2 separate regions of the Homo sapiens genome follow, and region 1 is linked to region 2. The links are chromatin loops, found by intact Hi-C in ENCODE. Cell type or tissue: heart left ventricle. All regions are shown on one strand. Each heading gives the region's core, and the rest is flanking DNA. Links, peaks and the distances in the headings are about the cores only. Region 1 overlaps PLA2G4C (phospholipase A2 group IVC). Region 2 overlaps CARD8-AS1 (CARD8 antisense RNA 1).

What was found. A loop is a pair of places that touch in the nucleus more often than their neighbours do. Peaks named below come from ENCODE experiments on the same cell type or tissue, not always from the same donor. Only the 100,000 strongest peaks of a DNase experiment are listed, where the experiment ranks them.
Region 1: it touches region 2 in a loop (5-fold over the local background); 50 of 110 quality-filtered maps call a loop at or near these places.

The regions. Positions count from the first base shown.
Region 1 is chr19:48,102,609-48,109,287 of GRCh38, forward strand. It overlaps PLA2G4C (phospholipase A2 group IVC), which reads right to left. Exons shown (of 17, transcript NM_003706.3): 2 at 3,914-3,953; 3 at 2,725-2,836; 4 at 1,980-2,116. The coding sequence starts at 3,921. Among named protein-coding and RNA genes, the nearest start is that of PLA2G4C, 4.9 kb to the right of the region's middle. In heart left ventricle, for the core only: a CTCF peak has its summit at 4,882 (motif pointing right); a DNase peak (open chromatin) is centred at 4,923; H3K4me3 peaks cover 506 bases.
Region 2 is chr19:48,257,072-48,264,111 of GRCh38, forward strand. CARD8-AS1 (CARD8 antisense RNA 1) reads left to right here. Exons shown (of 2, transcript NR_040599.1): 2 at 1-1,123. ZNF114-AS1 (ZNF114 antisense RNA 1) reads right to left here. Exons shown (of 3, transcript XR_936008.4): 3 at 5,829-6,113. Among named protein-coding and RNA genes, the nearest start is that of CARD8, 4.7 kb to the left of the region's middle. RefSeq lists an enhancer at 2,864-3,063 and a silencer at 3,036-3,216. In heart left ventricle, for the core only: a CTCF peak has its summit at 3,275 (motif pointing left); DNase peaks (open chromatin) are centred at 2,830 and 3,220; H3K4me3 peaks cover 856 bases; H3K27ac peaks cover 837 bases.

The sequences.
Region 1 (6,679 bases), core at 3,472-5,971, 150 kb before region 2:
TCATTTAATTCTCAAACAGCCCTGTGAGATCAGCACAGTTTGTTGCTGTCACATGTAAACCTTTAATAAATGCTGGCTGCAAAAAACATTTGACTCTGATGAGGCCTTTCTCCCATCGTGCTCTCATTTTCCTGCCTGTGAAATGGAAGGACTGTCCCAGATGATTTTGAGTGCTCCTTTGAACTTGACCGTTCTGCAGTTATATTTATTTCATGTAAATTTTCCATTTCCTCTGTGTGTCGCCCTCTCCATGAGGCAGGCGTTCCTGTGAAGGACCTCCTCACACACATCCTTTCCCAGTCTTCATCGTCCACACTTACAATGCTCAACAGCGGAGGAAACCAAGGCACAAAGAAGTATGTCTGGGCTCGTAACAGCCCACAAAGGACAGCTCCAGGAACTAACCCAAAGCTGTTGAAATATAAGGCTTTCGTTGTTGTTGTTTGTAGAGATGGGGTCTTGCTATGTTGCCCAGGCTGGTCTTGAACTCCTGGGCTCAAGAGATCCTCCCACCTCGACCTCCCAAAGTACTGGGATTACAGGTGTGAGTCCCTGTGTCCAGCCAGGCCTGCCTTTTTAACCACAGCAGTCTCGGAAAGATTCCAGAAGAAATCATGGGGTTCCTATCTCAATAGCGCCCCCTGGAGTTCTGCAATGTGCAGTACAGCTAAACCCCCACGCCATGTCACTCAACATGTTAGATGAGCCTTGGAGGAATAGAGGGGTCCGGTGTGACTCTGCAGGACCTTTCCCACTCCCAAGCTCTGCAGCTCTGCTCTTCATGCTGTCGCCTCCAGGAACCTCATCCTCCACATCCAGCTCAGAACCCAGCTCCAGATCAAACTTTGAGCACAGAAATGAAAACAAATCAGGCCAGCCAGGCTCAACATTCATGCCTCTGCCCTGCCTATCTCACACTCGAGCCTCTGCTGCTCTGCCTAGCCTTACCTCCTGCTCTGAAAATGTGCCAAGATCGATTAGTCATGTCTGCCCTGGGCTTGGCAACAAACATGCAGACATGAGTGTTTCATACCTGCCATCTGGGGCCTCCTGAATGAGACAGTCCTACACGGATTAATGCAATACTTTATCATAGAGGCTGATAAGTTAAAAGGGCTGTATTCTATCCACCTGCAGTGTGAAAAGTGCACCTGAACATGTAAATCCTCCTTTAATGTCAGAAGGTAGTATTATTATGCTTTGTCCATGGCTTTGTGTAGCAAAGAAAGATACTTGGTGTTTTCCCCTGCTTCCTGGTGCAGAGTTCCTAAAACCCTTGGAATTTTCTTTTTTAGAAAAAAAAAATTTTTTTTTTGAGACAGGGTCTCTCTGTCACCCAGGCTGGTGTGCAGTGGTGTGATTGTAGCTCAATGCAGCCTCAGCCTCCCAGGCTAAAGCAATCCTCCTGCCTCAACTTCCTGAGTAGCTGGGACCATAGGCATGCACCACCACGCCTGGCTAATTTTTTCACTTTTTGTAGAGATGGGGTCTTGCTATGTTGCCCCGCCTGGGTCTCAAACTCCTAGACTCAAGCGATCTTCCTGCCTCAGCCTCCCAAAGTTCTGGGATTACAGGCGTGAGCCACCACACCTGGCCCATCTTTTGTAATACACCAGCAATTGTAAGTAAAGTGTGTTCCTGAGTTCTGTGAGCTATTCCAGTAAATTATTGAACATGAGGCGGAAGCTGTGGGAAACCCCAAACTATTGCCAGTCGGTCAGAAGCACCAGCGGCTAGGTAATTGCAACTCGTGTCTGAAGTGGGAGCAGTTTTTTGGGACTGAGCCCCTTTCACCTGTGGAATCTGATGTGAACTCCAGGTAGCCAGCGTCAGAATTGCTCAGAATTGTAGGACACCCAGCTAGTACCAGAGAGCTCGAGAAGCAGCGTTGGAAAAAACCACACACATTTGGTGTCAGGAGGAAAAAAATAATCCCATTTATGTGTCAGAAAGCAATCTGAAACATGAGTGATGCTTACCAAGTGGATCCAGAGACCCCTGCGAGGTACGTGACGGCATCCAACAGGCCCTGTTCTTTCATCTCACTCAGGACCCCAAGGCAGGCAATGTGAGCCCGCAGTCCTCCGCCTGAGCCCAGCACAGCAACAACTGGGGCCTAGGCATTGGGGAGAAAATCGATCAGAGGTTTAGAGCCTGAGGATGGAGGTGGGAACAAGAAGAAGGGTACCTGGGGCCGGGCACCGTGGCTCACGCCTGTAATCCCAGCACATTGGGAGGCCGAGGCAGGTGGATCACTTGAGGTCAGGAGTTCAAGACCAACCTGGTCAATGTGGTAAAACCCCATCTCTACTAAAAATACAAAAATTAGCTGGGTGTGGTGGCACACACCTGTAATCCCAGCTGCTCAGCAGGCTGATGCAGGGGAATAGCTTGAACCTGGGAGGTGGAGGTTGCAGTGAGCCAAGATCATGCCACTGCATTCCAGCCTGGGTGACAGAGCGAGACGTTGTCTCAAAAAAAAAAAAAAAAAAAAAAGAAAGAAAAGAAAAGAAAAAGAAAGGAGGAGGAGGAGAAGGAGGAGACCTAGGATCTCCCTTAGGCAGGGGCAATGCCTGTCCCATAGAAGTTCATATCCTTCTATTTCTATCCCATAGAAGTTCATATCCTTCGGTCCAGCTCTCCCTGGCTGAGTTGGGCCCTGGACACTGGGCACAGAGGGGGCGATTCTGGGATCTCTGGGGCCACCCTCCTCCCCTCACTTACCTCATCAGCCTCAATCCTTAGCTTCTTCAGAGCTTTCAGCACATGAAGTCTTCGTCTCTCCACGGCCGCCTTTTCTTCTTTCTGGAGCCCAGGAATTATGGAAACTTCAGAGCTTCCCAGGAGAAAACACAAAGAAGTCCAGAAAATTCACAGGGAAAAGGGATAAAACACAGAATTTGACCTAGAACTGGGCTGTCCAAGCAGGTAGCCACCAGCCCACGGGTACATGGTTTCCTTTTGGGGTGAGGAAAATATTCTGAAACTAGATAGAGGTGATGGTTGTACAACACTGTGAATGCATTGAATGCCAGTCAATTATTCACTTTTCAAAATGGTTAATTTTGGGGCCAGACGCGGTGGCTCACACCTGTAATCCCAGCACTTTGGGAGGGTGAGGTGGGTGGATCACTTGAGCCCAGGAGTTCAAGACCAGCCTGGCCAACATGGTGACATACCTCCCTCCCTCCCTCCCTCCCTCCCCTTCCCTCCCCTCCCTCCCTCCCTCCCTTCCTTCCATCCTTCCTTCCTTCCTCCTTCCTTCCTTCCCTCCTTCTTTCCCTCCCTCCCTCCCTCCCTCCCTCCCTCCCTCCCTCCCTCCCTCCCTCCCTCCCTCCCTTCTTTCTTTCTTTCTTTCTTTCTTTCTTTCTTTCTTTCTTTCTTTCTCTTTCTCTCTCTCTTTTTTGAGACAGAGTCTCGCTCTGTTGCCCAGGCTGGAGTGCAGTGGCGCAATCTCAGTTCACTGCAACCTCCACCTCCCCGGTTCAACAATAAGACAGGGTCTTGCTCTGTTGCCCACCACCAGTGCGGTGGTGCAATCATAGCTTACTGCAGCCTTGAACACCGGGACTCAAGTGATCCTCATGTCTCAGCCTCCTAAGTAGCTTGGACTACAGGTGTGTACCACTATGCTTGGCTAATTTTTAAAAATATTTTCTTTTATTGTAGAGATAGGGTTTCACCATGTTGCCCAGGCTAGTCTCGAACTCTGGGGCTCAAGAGATCTTCTTGCCTCGGCCACCAAAAGTGCTGGGGTTACAGGCATGGGCCACCATGCCCAACCTTCAGCTCTTTCCATCTATCTCCACCAAGCGAGAGGAACTGTCACAGCCCTCACCTCTTGACACTCACTATGCATTCCATTACACAAATGCTCTGCTTCCCCATAGTGGTCAGCTCTAAGAGGACTTACCTTCCCATGGTGCACTGCGGTCAGAAAATTCTCAGTCCTCCTGCCAAAGAAATGGCTCTTCTTAGTCCTGTGCCCACTGTTGGGCTTAGCAAAGACAGTGGGGGAGGGCTGGGACTGTCACGGGCTCATGGGTTCTCCTTGTCCACTGCCCAGACAAAACCAATGCGAACAGCAGGTGTTGCAGCAAAGAGAGAGAGTTTAATAATCTCAGGGGCGGCCAAGCGAGGAGAATGGGAGAAATATTTCAAGCGCGTCTCTCTGAAAATTTGGAGGCTAGGGTTTTTCCTCGCTCTTTCTCTTTCTCTGCCTCTGTCTCTGTCTCTGTCTGTCTCTCTCTCTTTAGATGAAGTTTCCCTCTTGTTGACCAGGCTGGAGTGCATTGGCATGATCTCGGCTCACTGCATCCTCCGCCTCCCGGGTTCAAGCGATTCTCCTGCCTCAGCCTCCTGAGTATCTGGGATTACAGGCATGCACCACCATGCCCGGCTAATTTTTGTATTTTTAGTAGAGATGGGGTTTCTCCATGTTGGCCAGGCTGGGCTTGAACTCCCGACCTCAGGTGATCCACCCGCCTTGGCCTCCCAAAGTGCTGGGATTACAGGCACGAGCCACCGCGTCCGACCTGAGACTAGGGTTTTTTAAGGAAACTTTGGTGGGCAAGGGGCTGAGGGAACAATTGATCGGCTATGGATGAAATCACAGGTGTGTCCAAAACTATCTTTGTATAGCTGAGTCAGTTCCTGGGAGCGGGTCTCAGGACCAGGTGGTAGCTCTTGGTCTGCCAAAATGCTCACTCTGAAAACTATCTCAAAGACAATTTCTTTTTTTTAAAACAAAAACAAAACGAAACATTATTGCCAGGAGCAGTGGCTCATGCCTGTAATCCCAGCACTTTGGGAGGCCGAGGCAGTCAGATCACTTGAGGTCAAGAGTGACCAGAAGACAAGTGTGAGCCCTCTGTCATGCCCGAATAGGGCCACTAGAGGGCCCCTTGGTCTTGGGGTAACGCCAGCGTCTGGGAAGATGCCCATTGCCTAGCGGACCTTGGTCTAGCGGTTGCGTCAGTGCCTAGAGACCAGGAAAGGGAGTCTCCCTTTCCCCGGGGGAGTTAGGGAAGACTCTGCTCCACCGCCTCCTGTGGAGGGCCTGAGTGATGTCAGGCCCGCCCGCAGTTATCCAGAGGCCTGACCATCTCCCTGTGATGCTGTGCTTCAGTGGTCACACTCCTGTTTCACTTTCCTGTTCCACTCTGTATACCTGGCTGCACCCTCTAGATAGCAGTAGCAGAATTAGTGAAAGTATTAAAATATTAAAGTCTTTGATCTTTCTGAAAAGAACATAAAAGAAATAATGACATAAGCTATCCTCTCTCTCTACGCCTTGGCTACCTAACATAGAAGGGCTCCCTGTCCAGTGGACACGTGACTCACATGACCTTATCAATCATTGGAGATGACTCACACTCCTTACTCTGCCCCTTATTATCCAATAAATAACAGCGCAGCCAGGCATTTGGGGCCACTATCGGTCTCTGCGTCTTGGTGGTAGTGGTCCCCCAGGCCCAGCTGTCTTTTCTTCTATCTCTTTGTCTTGTGTTTTTATTTCTACGATCTCTCGTCTCCGCACATGGGGAGAAAGACCCACAGACCCTGCAGGGCTGGTCCCTACAGTGGCGCAATCATAGCTCACTGCAGCCTCCAACTCTTGGGCTCAAGCAATCCTCCTGCCTTGGCCTCCTGGGTTGCTGGGACTACAGGCATGCACCACCACGTCTGGCAAAGTTTTAATTTTTTTGTAGAGATTGAGGTCTCACTATGTTGCCCAGGCTGGTCTCATTCTCCCGGGCTCATGCAATCCTCCTGCCTCAGCCTCCCAAGAAGTGGGGATTACAGGTGTTAGCTACCACACCCCACTAAAAAGCTGAGTTCTGTGTTTCACGACAGTGATATTATTTATAGAAGTAGCTGGGGAAGTTATAAATCATGCGACCCCTGGTTACGTGACTCTGGAGCACATATAGAAAAGGAAGCTAAGGGATGGCAGGTCATTCTTCAACCCACGACTGTTCTTTAGCAAAGTTCCAGCACCTTCATGATTCTAACCTTGTCTTATGAATGTGACTTCAGGCCAGGCACAGTGGCTCATGGCTGTAATCCCAGCACCTTAAGAGGCCGAGGTGGGAGGATCACTTGAGGTCAGGAGTTGGAGACCAGCCTGGCCAACATGGTGAAACCTTATCTCTACTAAAAGTACAAAAGTCACCTGGGCATGATGGCGGGCGCCTGTAATCCCAGCTACTCAGGAGGCTGAGGGAGGAGAATCACTTGAACTCAGGAGGTGGAGGTGCCAGTGAGCAGAGATCATGCCATTGCACTCCAGTCTGGGCAACAAGAGTGAAACTCTGTCTCAAAACTAAATAAATAAATAAAAAGTAAATGAATGTGGCTTCAATCTCTCAACAAGGACTGGGGGTCAGTTTTCTTTGTCTCAAAGTTTAACTATGAATTAAATTCCTCTCATGGTAATTTTGGCCTCTGCACTAGAATAAGAAAAAAAAATCTAGCCTGTGAGGTTAGAAACAAGATGGTCAGTCATGTTAGCTTTCTCTCATTACTTACATTTCTGCGAAGGCAGTTTCAAGACCCCCCTTATGAAATTAATCAGCTTCCCCCCACCACCTCCAAATTCATATGTTGGACTTGTAACCCCCAGAACCTCAGAATGTGACTGTATTTGGACATAGGATTCTTTTTCGTTGTTTGCTTT
Region 2 (7,040 bases), core at 1,885-4,384:
TCCTGGTTGGATACTTGTATTACATATACTATTATGTATATAATTATTATATTACAATTACATATACAGTTGTATATTATATATAATACAATAAATGTATATATATGATTATAATACAATAAATGTATATATACAGTTTTATATATAACAACTATTATACATATAATACAATTATATATATAGCTAACATCAGGATAGGCTGGTTGAGGATTTATATGAATCTTTGCTAATTTTGCATGTTTAAAATTATTTCAACATAAAAAAATTATATGGGTCATGTAGTTTTTTGTGCAGTTTAATTCTAGGCACCATAGTTTCTGTTTTAATGGGTGTATTTTCTTCTTTCAAGGAATTGGGATAGTCTGTTGTATTAAAAACCTATTCATTTTTGTACATTAAGATTCTTCTGGCCAGGCGCAATGGCTCAAGCCTATAATCCCAGCACTTGGGAACCTGAGGCAGGCAGATCACCTGAGGTCAGGAGTTCAAGACCAGCATGTCCAACATGGTGAAACCCCATCTCTACTAAAAATACAAAAAAAATTAGCCAGGCATGGTGGCACATGCCTGTAATCCCAGCTACTTGGGAGGCTGAGGAGGAGACTCACTAGAACTCAGGAAGCAGAGGTTGCAGTGAGCCAAGACTGCGCCACTGCACTCTGGCCTAAGCAACAGAGGGAGACTCCATCTCAAAAAAAAAAAAAGATTATTTCTCTAACTTACTGGTTTATCTTTTATAGCTTATTTCAGGTGATTTGTTGTGTTTGTCTATAGAGTAAAATAACATGTCTAATGAGTTATAATTTAATGTCCTTCCATTCAATCACTGTATTTCAAATTTATTCCAATATTTTGGAATAAGCTTCCAATATTTTAACTTAAATAGGGAAGGTCATACTTGGTATTTTCCTGACCTCAGCTGGAATGCCTTCATAGTGTTCACATGAACACATTTGGCCTGAGAGAGACTTATTATGCCGAGAATGTGTGTAACCCTTTTTACTTAGGAATTGTGGGTGGAGTTTTTCCCCCCGCCCAAGAATGATTGTTAATTTCCGTCCATCATTTTCCTTTGATTGTTCTTCATCTCGAAAACAAATAATAAAATAATAAAATAAATAAATAAAACTTACTGGTCTTCTCACCTATTTTCTTGCAGTGCCTTTAAGCAATGCTCTGCCAATATCTTTTTCTTAATTATTATGGAATGCATGGGACCGTTCCATGCCTGATTATATGCAGAATGTTCTTTCTACAAGTGAGTTTTTGTAGTATTTCTGTACTCTGCCATACTAGGGCATTTCTCTGTTTTCAAGGATCTCCCAACCACACCGCCTCTACCACATTTATCTCCTGCTCAGCCTCCACTCCAACTGCCCAGACCTCACAGCTCTTGTATTCAAACTCTATCGATAAATCACCGAGTATGAGGCTTTACTCACAGGAAATTACTCTTCTGGCACTTCCTGACTTCTTTATGTTTTCTCACTCTGCACTTCCTCCCTGTTCCTCCGCTATGCTTCACCCTGACTTAACACAGTTTTGTCAGCCAGTGAGAAACATGTGGATCTGTGAATTCTATCTGTCTCCTCGTTATTCTGAAAATGGAGTTTGCATGGACTTTTCCGTTCACCTTATTGCTTTCATTGATACTCAGTAATAGACAAGATAAACTGTTATTTCTCATTGCCTTGTTCATTTCAGAAGTACCAGGTAGAATTTTACAATTCTTGCCTTGATACATATTCCCAGTAATTGTTGAGTGATTTAATTGTATGTTGTCTTGATATTACTTTGGTCATATATTACATTATTTCTCATTTTTGAATATCTGGATTTACATAAATTCTGTGTAATTCAGGTTTGTATTTATCCAAGTTCTCAGAAACTACAACTGCTGTAATTGATCATAACTCTCCTAATACAGGTGTAACTAAAGTGAGAGATGCTTTTTGACTCATGAAAAAAAGAAGACTGTAGACCAAGTCTCAATAACTTCCACTTAATCCTATAGAAAGTTAGCCAAGATAATGTACACCTTCTTTAAGATTCTTATAAGGAAAAGATTCCATTTTGTTTCTTGAAATGAGGTATTGCTTTGTCGCCCAGACTGGAATGCAGCGGTGCCATCATAGCTCACTGCGACCTTAAACTCCTGGGCTCAAGGGATCCTCTCACTTCAGCCTCCCGAGTAGCTGGGACTACAGGCACAAACCACTGTGCCTGGCTTCATGAGAAAAAATTAAATATATAATGGTACTAGGTAAAATAATACTAAATAAGAAGTAATTTGAATGCATACTATATTAACTCTGGAATAACGATACTTAAGTAAAAGAAAAGTGTTCGTTACAACAAAGGGAAGCTTGTAGTTCAGAGGATAGCTAAATTAAATTTGTTGCAGGCTGTGAGAGACATAACAAACATAAACACATGAAATATGTAGATTTTTATATTTTTATTGAAAATTGGATAGAAATATTTGGTTTGTTCAGTTGGAACATGTGAGTTGATTATTATGCATATAAATAAACAGACATTCAGTGTAGGGGCCAGCCCTACAGGGTCTGTGGGTCTTTCTCCCGTTGTGCGGAGACGAGAGATCGTAGAAATAAAGACACAAGACAGAGAAATAGAAGAAAAGACAACTGGGCCCGGGGGACCACTACCACCAAGATGCGGAGACCAGCAGTGGCCCCGAATGCCTGGCTGTGCTGATATTTATTGGATACAAGGCAAAAGGGGCAGGGTAAGGAGTGTGAGTCATCTCTAATGATTGATAAGGTCACATGAGTCACGTTTCCACCGGACAGGGGGCCCCTCCCTGTTTGGCAGCCCTGGTGGAGAGAGAGAGGAGACAGCTTATGCCATTATTTCTGCATTTCAGAGACTTTTAGTACTTTTACTAATTCTGCTACTGCTATCTAGAGGGCGGAGCCAGGTGTACAGAGTGGAACATGAAAGTGAAACAGGAGCGTGACCGCTGAAGCACAGCATCACAGGGAGCCGGTTAGGCCTCCGGATAACTGCGGGCGGGCCTGACTGATGTCAGGCCTTCCACAAGAGACGGTGGAGCAGAGTCTTCTCTAACTCCCCCGGGGAAAGAGAGACTCCCTTTCCTGGCCCACTAAGTAACGGGTGCCTTTTCTAGGCACTGACGCTACCGCTAGACCAAGGTCCGCTAAGTAACAGGTGCCTTCCCAGACGCCGGCATTACCGCTAGACCAGGGAGCCCTCTAGTGGCCATGTCTGGGTGTGACAGAAGGCTCGCACTCTCGTCTTCTAGTCACTTCTCACCGTGCCCCTTCAGCTCCTATCTCTGTATGGCCTGGTTTTTCCTAGGTTATGATTGTAGAGCGAGGATTATTATAACATTGGAATAAAGGGTAATTGCTACAAACTAATGATTAATGATATTCATATATAATCATATCTATGATCTAGATCTAGTATAACTATTCTTATTTTCTATATTTTCTTTATTATACTGGAACAGCTCGTGCCCTCGGTCTCTCGCCTCGGCACCTGGGTGGCTTTCCGCCCCACAACTCAGGTGTTGCAGATAAATTCATTGGTGGTAAAATAAAACGTTTGTATAGGGTTTTGGAATTCAAATCTTTAAAATCACTTCTCTGAATTTCCATTAGATGATTATTGCTACCAATAAAATTTTAGTAGGTAAACACAACCACCTTCTAAGAACTTAGAACTCTCAGACTGGGCACGATGGCTCACGTCTGTAATCCCAGAACTTTGGGAGGCCAAGGCAGGCAGATCACCTGAGGTCGGGAGTTCAAGACCAGCCTGAGCAACATGGAGAAACCCTGTCTCTACTAAAAATACAAAATTAGCCAGGTGTGGTGGCGCATGCCTGTAATCCCAGCTACTCAGGAGGCTGAGACGGGAGAATTGCTTGAACCTGAGATCGCGCCATTGCACTCCAGCTTGGCAACAAGAGAGAAACTCCGTCTAAAAAAAACAAAAAAGAACTTAGAACTCTCCAATATTAAATGGCCAGTTCCCTCAGAATAAAAACAAACCAAAATATTGCAACCAAAGTGAACTTTGAATAATTAATTCAATTGTTACACTTTCTTCTTAAGTTGTGAAGAACTTCAAAATGACGTGACTATATAACAATAGTGAGATGCAAACAAAGAACAAAAACTACCACAAAAGAAATTGTGAATTTCATTCAGCAGCTTTACTGTTAGTCTTAATATGGTGCTTATTAGGAGTTGGTTTTGCATTGCTCAGTAGCAGAGATATAATTACAGCTTGTTTTATGTGGTAATATAATATAAAAGTATACCCTCTCTAGCCTTGTCTACTGACAGAATTACGTGCAATGTCACAGCAAGAGCCTGATGTATCTGCCCAGAATTCTTGTTTTGATCTGTAAATCTCTAATAGTAATTGTGAAGAGCTCAACTCAGTATGGAAACTGATCTGGTCACGCATTTTTTTTCAGCATCTTAAATAAACAGCACAGAGTCTGAGGCCACACTATGCTGGACACACTGTAATCGCACAAACAAAATTGTAGGGCTTTGTTCCAAGATGGTGTTAAGACTTGATCTATGGATAAGATCAACTTGTGGGTGATTCAGAGGTGCACCCACTAGTTCCCTGCAACCAGAAATGGTAAACCTACTTGTCTGTTTAAAGATGCTTGAAACAATATTGCAGAGAGAGGATGGTGAGACAGTGGAGTGCTGTATGATGGTGAGTGTTAAACACAATTTGATTTATTAAAATTAAGTTGCATTCCTTGGATACAAATAGTTCGTTTTAAAAAATAGGCAGAGTATTACACTATTTTTTTTATTTATTTTTTGTTCTGAAGACAGAGTCTCACTCTGTCACCCAGGCTGGAGTGCAGTGGCAAGATCTCAGCTCACTGCAACCTCCGCCTCCTGGGTTCAAGCAATTCTCCTATCTCAGCCTCTGGAGTAGCTGGAATTACAGGCGTGCACCACCATGCCCGGCTAATTTTTGTATTTTTAGTAGAGATGGGGTTTCGCCATGCTGACCAGGCAAGTCTGGAACTCCCGGGCTCAGGCTATCCACCTGCCTCAGCCTCCCAACATGCTGAGATTACAGGCCTGAGCCACCGTGCCCGGTCACCCCATTTTAATATATTTAATAAAACCAAATAGTCAAAAAGTTAAGATGGATTATTTATGGGTGTTTGGATTTTGAGCAATTTGTAATTCACTAATTTTCTTTTCTGTTATCCAAAGTGTCTACAATGCTATTAATAATATCTATTTTTACCACTATATAAAAATTAATCTTCAAAAATTACAATAAGATATCACTTTACACGTACTAGAATGGCCATTTTTAAAAGGCCCATAATAACAATTATAGGTGAGGATATGGAGAAGCTGGCCCCCTCCTACACTGCTGGTGGGAATGGAAATTGGCGCTTTGGAAAACAGTCTGGCAGTTCCTTGAAGGGTAAACATAGAGTTACCATATGACCCAGCAACTCCACTCCTAAGTATGCACCCAAGAGAAGGAAATAATCTGTCCACATGGAAATTCGTACCTGAATATTCACAGTATCATTTTTCATAACAGCCCCAAAGTGGAACTCACCCAAATGTCTATCGTCTGCTGAATGGACAGAGAATACGTGGTGTCTCCATACGGTGGAATATTATTCAGCCATGAAAGCAAAGGAGGTGCTGTTATGTGGTATAAAATGGATAGACCTTGAAAACATTATGCAAAGTGAAAGGATCCATCACAAAGGACAATATATTGTTTGATGCCTGTCTTAGTCACTTTGGGCTTCTTTAACAAAAGTATCATAGACCATGTAGCTTAAACAACAGAATTTATTGTCATAGTTCTGGAGGCTGGGAAGTCCAAGATCAAGGCACTGGTACATTCAGTGCCTGGAGAGGACCTGCTTCCTTGTTCATAGACGGCTGACTTCTTGCTGCATTCTCCCACAGTAGAAAGCGGGAGCGAGGTCTCTGGGGTCTCTTTTCTAAGGGCGTTGAGACCATTCATGAGGATTCCACCCTCATGACCTCATCACCTCCCGAAGGCCCCATCTCCTCCTATCATCATATTTGGAGTTAGGATTTCAACACGTGAACCTGAGGGTGGACACATACATTCAGTCCATAACAACTCCTATTAAATCAAACGTCAGAATGAGTAAACCTATGGAGACAGAAGGTGGATGCGTGGGTGCCTGTGGCTGGGTGTGCGTGCCTGTGGGGAACGGGGAGTGCCACTTAATGAGTTTCTTTTTGAGGTGATGACGCTGTCCTAAAACTGAGTGTGGTGGTGGTTGTACAACTTCATAACTATACTATATATACAACATTGAATTGTATAGTTTAAGTGGGTGAATTGTGTGGTTTGTGAACTATATATCCATAAAGCCATTATTTTAAAAATCTAATCTTTAAAAAATGTCATAGCAGAGCCGGTGAAGGTAATGGATTAGACAACGGTCCCTAAACCCAAGTATTTTAAAGAAATCAAGGTGACAATTTAGGCAAGAAAAATGATTAGAGTTGTACGAGAGAAGAATGGAAGGCAAGGAAAATAATCACCATTTCACTTCCAAAAGTCCTTTTCGGAAGATAGCCTTTTAATTAATTTTAACACAAAGTGTACAAAATATATTAGTTTACTAACTCTAGTTTTGTCTTATATTGACAAACTCTTTAATATCTAGATACTAGATATTATAAAATTAGGACCCATTTGTCCAGTACCTACACAACATATACAGTGTAGCAAAGTTAAATGAAATGCAGGCTGGGCACGGTGGCTCATGCCTATAATCCCAATACTTTGGGAGGCTGAGGCTGGCGGATAACCTGAGGTTGGGAGTACGAGACCAGCCTGACCAATATGGAGAAACCCCGTCTCTACTAAAAATACAAAATTAGCCGGGCGTGGTGGCCCATGCCTGTAATCCCAGCTACTTGGAAAGCTGAGGCACGAGAATTGGTTGAACCCAGGTAGCGGAGGTTGCAGTGAGCCGAGATCGTGCCTCTGCACTCCAGCCT